Linked DNA regions of Mus musculus: region 1 is linked to region 2. The links are chromatin loops, found by intact Hi-C in ENCODE. Cell type or tissue: left cerebral cortex. All regions are shown on one strand.

Region 1 (2,500 bases), 100 kb after region 2:
CAGGAGAGTTACAGCAACTCTCGTGATATGGGAATATCTAGGGGTGACAGAATCGCAAAGACTTCTTTCAGAATCAAAGGACATATTGATGAGCATTCAAAGACCAGCGACCATAAGGGTGGAAAGTGGGTCTACCCCAGTGTCTCAGCCCTCTCAGAATTCTATTCTCAGTCCAGGCAGGATCCCAAGAGCCACAACTTTAAGGCAAAGGGTTCTTGGTTCTTTAGGGTGGATAATGACAGCATCAAAGACTCCGTGATCTAAAAGTTAAGAGAGTGACCAGGTAGGCTTGGGTTCCGGGGAGAAAGATCACCAGAAGGGAATGCCGGAGCGCAGAGCTAAGTCCATTTGGCAGGGAGCGAGGGAAGGCAACAAGACCAAACCTGAAACACAGCAGTAACCTCACAACACAGCACCACCCCAGAGCACCACACTCTTTCTCGTCTGTCACAAAGAGCACCAAGGCTTTGTCCTGTGAGACAGGGTACCTGCCTGCAAGCTTACGCACAAGCAGACAAGACGGACACATAAGCTAGTAACAAGACAATGGCGGTGAGAGGGGAAAAAAAGATGTGGCCGGAAGAATCTAAAACATACCACATATCTGGTTAAGAGCTGACGGTGTAAGCCACAGGCATTCAAGGTGGGGTCCTTCCCTTAGGAAGTTTGTGGTGAGGACCAAAGGCCAGCAGCTCGGAAGGCTGGGTAGAGTGTGTTTTGAGGTGGTGGTAAAGCTCAGGTCTCAGCGACCTTCTCTGTAAAATGAGGATAATACTTAAATAGGTGCCTGCTGTGAGCTAATGCTTGCAGTGGGTACAGGAGACACTTGGAGATCGCAGGGAATACTGGTTTTTAGGGTGGTAGGTGTGAAGGATAGATGGCTGAAAGGACGGAAGATGGATGGGTCCAAATAAGTGTCCTCCAAATAGGTGGTACTCCATATTGCAGCAAGGCATTCGGGAGAATTGATGGATAGACAGACCCTCTGCTCTCAGGGCTCAGCTACAGCGCCGACTGTGACAATGTGGTGATAGGTGACAGGAGATGGTTAGTCAGGGTTGTGAGGACAAGCATGTTGGGAGGCTCATTGCTTTCTCTTCCCCAGCTTGTCTCACATCCCCGCTTCTGGGTTTGCCGTGGACTAGCAGGCTCAAAGGCTGCGAGAAGCCCTGATCCTGCCTGGTAGGGGACAGGAAGGCGACCAAGGCCTCCGGAGGCTGGAGTAGGGGAGCTGGTTTTCATGCATCTTCGCACACTATGGTTGCCAGACCTTTGCAGGCCACAGTCACCCGCATGCCTGAGAATCTGGGGCAGGGAAATTTGGGACACGGAGGAAGGGCAAGCAGGTAGTCAAGCCCGCCTGGCACACTTGGTAGTGGAGGTCTCCACAGGCTGTCCACCTTTTCAAGAGGCTGCGGTGCCCGGCTCTGCCGCGTTCCCGGGTACAGTTTCGCATTCAGACTGCGTTAGATTATCTGAACCCCGCTAGGCCTGCAGCGCCGCACGCAGGCGAGGGTTTTCTGGGCCGTTGCTGGGCGGAGCTTGAGCTGTAGTCGAAAGGCTCCTCGCAGACGAGTGGCGCAGCTTGTGGGTGGGCGGAGCCCAAGGGCCGATAGGCGTGGCCGGGGCTGGAGACCTAGGAGCCGAGTCTCAGCGGGTGAAATCGCTGCAATGGGTTGAGGGGCGTGGCCTATGTCCGCAGAGGGCGGTCCAGGCTAGGGAGGAAGGCCTTCGCCTATAGAGGGCGGGCCGGGAAGGGCAGAGAGCAGCTAGGCAGGGGGTGTGGTCTGTGTCTGCAGAGGGCGGGCCCTGGAGGCGTGGTCTGTGCCTGCAGAGGGCGGGGCTCGCCGCAGAGGGGGCAGCGCCGGCTGAGAGTCCTCTGCGAGCCGCTGCTGCGGCCGGTCCACAGCAGCTCTGACAGTCGCGGCGCAGGCACCGGACCCCTCACCAGCCCCACGCAGCCACCGCGACCTCCAGCTCGTCCCACCATCTCTCCCGACGCAGCGGAGCCGCATCTGGCACCTAACACCACCCCGGCCGCTCTGGAGCCCGCGCCCGCCCTGGCCCGGCCGCGCCGGGAGCCCGGCCCCGAGCTGGAGCCGCATCTGGAGCCACGGGCCCGGGGCCCTGAGCCACGCAGCCGGCGCATGGTTAACTCGCTGCTGTTCGGAGAGATGGCCTTGGCCTTCGGCTGCCCGCCGGGGGGCGGCGGCTGCGCAGGCGGCGGCGGGGGTGGCGGGGCCGGGCCGGGGCCCTCGCCCGTAACGGCGGCGCTGCGGGACGATCTGGGTTCCAACATCCACCTCCTCAAGGGGCTCAACGTGCGTTTCCGCTGCTTCTTGGCCAAGGTGCACGAGCTGGAGCGGCGCAACCGGCTCCTGGAGAAACAGCTGGAGCAGCAGCAGAGCGAGCGCGATCGGCGGCTGCGCTACAAGACCTTCTCCCGCGAGCAGGCCGTGCAGACCGGGCCCGAGCTGCTGCGGCCGTCGGCTGCGGGAAG
Region 2 (2,500 bases):
TTCAGATACAGTTGTTTGTCCTGTGTCCTTTGGATTATGATCCTCTGTGGGCTGAGAGAACTCTTCCTGAGATCAGCACAGTCTTAGAATTGAGCCTTTACTTCTAGCCTAGGAAGTAGCTGTTGGAGCGCTTGCTTACCCAGTGCTCCAATGGAATCCAGTAGGATTGTGTGTCTGCTGCAGCGCTTCTCACGGGGCCTGGCCTGCAGCAGGCACTGAACCGAGTGAGTCTCTTCCACATGTGAATTACAGCCTTTGCGTCTCAGAGACTTCCAGTCCCTGTCTTGTTAGAGAGATGGAGGCTCACATCACCAAGGCACTGAGCAGGTCCCAGGGTGAAGGCTTACAGTGGTTTCTAGGCCTGTTCATGTCTACCTTTCCAACTTTTCTCTGCTTAGGGAGAGCCCATGAGGATTGTTTATCGAATGCGGGGGCTCCTGGGCGATGCCACCGAGGAGTTTATCGAGTCCCTGGACTCCACCACAGGTATGGCCCTCTCCATATATGATGCTGCATATTGGACTCAGGCCAGAGCAAGCATGTCCCAGAGTACAGTAGCCTGTGCTCTGCATCACAGTTGTCGGGGAGGAAGACAGGCATCTGTGGGCCGATTCCCTATTGGGATGAAACCGTTCAGGCTGTCGGAAAGATGCAGTTAGCAGGCTTGTGTTCAGACTTCTCTCCACCTTGGCTCTCAGTGGTATTTGCTAGGGCTTTGCTGTAATGGCAGAAAACTGTAGTTGACTTAAGCCTTGAGCAAGGCCCCTAAGGGAGTGAGTACAGGTCGGTTATAGTAATGACCTTAGTTCTAGCCCGGGGAAAGGGCTGTATGCCCTCAGCCCAGGAGAGGGCTGTGTGTTCTGATCTAAGCACTTACTCCCATTTTGAACTTGTGCTCCTCTGGTCTCCCTTTTCTCCCAGATGAAGAAGAAGATGAAGAGGAAGTGTACAGAATGGCCGGTGTGATGGCCCAGTGTGGGGGTCTGCAGTGCATGTTGAACAGACTGGCAGGAGTCAAAGATTTTAAGCAGGGACGCCACCTTCTAACAGTGAGTTGTGGGCAGTATGACAGGACCAGGCTCTCTCCGAGAAGCTGAGGTCATTAAGCCACTTGACACTAGAGGGCAGTGTGGTACAGCAGGGACTAGTGCTGGCTTTCACCACACCTTGGACAGCTAAGCCTCCCACTGCTCTCTTCCTGGCCGGCTCCCTTAGATCTGGGCTGTGGCGGTCTTCTCCGGTACCTCTTCAGGTCTCAGGAACCATGACTGTTTCTCCCCTGTAACTGCTCTTGTGCCAGTCATTGTTGGTTTACGATTGCCTTTATTCTTGTAACGTAACTCATTTCTCCGTCATTGGCTGCTGTTTAGAGGGTCATCTGTCTCACTAGTCAGGGCATTCCAAAGTCACCACAGAGACTTCACTAATGTCTACCTTGTGAGCTTTACAAGGACAAACACTCTCGTGTTATTCAGATGGCCTACCTGGTTTTAGGCCTCCATAGGCTGTGTGTGCCAGGGTTTTCTGTCTGCTGCTAGTTCAGAGATTAGATTGGTGCTGGGTTTCCCTGGGATAATGGAACACCACCTGATTTATTAAGAATCACTCGGGAGAATGTTGCCACTTAAGATGGTGACCTGGAATGAGAGCCCAGGATCACCTCTCCTTGCTCTTCAGGAGGAGTGCCTGCTAATTGAGAAGTCACTTAGAGCAGTGGTTCTCAGCCCATGGGTCAAGACCCTTCGGGAGTCACATACCAGCTTTCCTGCATCTCAGAGATTTACATTACAGTTCATAACAGTAGCAAAATTACAGCTATGAAGTAGCAACAAAAATGTTATTTTTGGTGTCCCCATGCCATGCTGTATTAGGGGGTTGGGGTCCCCGTGCCATGAGGAGCTGTCTTAGAGGGTTGCAGCACTAGGAAGGTTGATCAGCACTGGCCCAGACCCTTTTCTGTGGCTGTGGCTTGTATGCCGTCTGCTCCCGGATGCTCTCGTGGACCTCTGGGCTGGCTTCTCTTGCAGGTGCTGCTGAAGCTCTTCAGTTACTGTGTGAAGGTCAAAGTCAACCGGCAGCAGCTGGTCAAGCTGGAGACGAACACTCTGAATGTCATGCTGGGGACTCTGAACCTGGTAAGCAGTGTGGGCTGCAGACGATGGACAGGGAGCTTTGGCGCCAATGAGAGATTGCAGTACCAAGCCTGCTCCTTCAGCTCACTTTCCAGATGACCCAAACTCGTGCTCTGCAGAGCTTCCTGCCCCTGTGCTGGGTGTAGACTCAAGACCAGGAGCAGGAATTCTGTAGAACAGAATCAACACTGCAGAAAAATTGTGCGTCTCAGGGCACACACACTTACATGCATGGGTGCACATGCAGCCCCTGGCTTAAGACCATGGAAGGCAGTGGAGCTCACTCACAAGTGACCGACTGTGCCCTGGCTCCCCCCTTCAGGCTCTGGTAGCCGAGCAAGAGAGCAAGGACAGCGGAGGAGCAGCTG

The links. Peaks named below come from ENCODE experiments on the same cell type or tissue, not always from the same donor. Only the 100,000 strongest peaks of a DNase experiment are listed, where the experiment ranks them.
Region 1: a loop joins it to region 2, with 5 times the contacts of the local background. A loop is called at or near these places in 12 of 42 quality-filtered maps.

What each region holds. Positions count from the first base shown.
Region 1 is chr4:139,572,801-139,575,300 of GRCm38, forward strand. Iffo2 (intermediate filament family orphan 2) reads left to right here and starts at 1,920. Exons shown (of 9, transcript NM_001205173.1): 1 at 1,920-2,500. The coding sequence starts at 2,148. In left cerebral cortex, CTCF peaks have their summits at 1,518 and 1,726; a DNase peak (open chromatin) is centred at 1,687; H3K4me3 peaks cover 1,418 bases; H3K27ac peaks cover 1,246 bases.
Region 2 is chr4:139,469,278-139,471,777 of GRCm38, forward strand. Ubr4 (ubiquitin protein ligase E3 component n-recognin 4) reads left to right here. Exons shown (of 106, transcript NM_001160319.1): 91 at 399-486; 92 at 922-1,049; 93 at 2,028-2,135; 94 at 2,455-2,500. Among named protein-coding and RNA genes, the nearest start is that of n-TVaac1, 40 kb to the left of the region's middle. In left cerebral cortex, a CTCF peak has its summit at 1,122 (motif pointing right); a DNase peak (open chromatin) is centred at 1,125.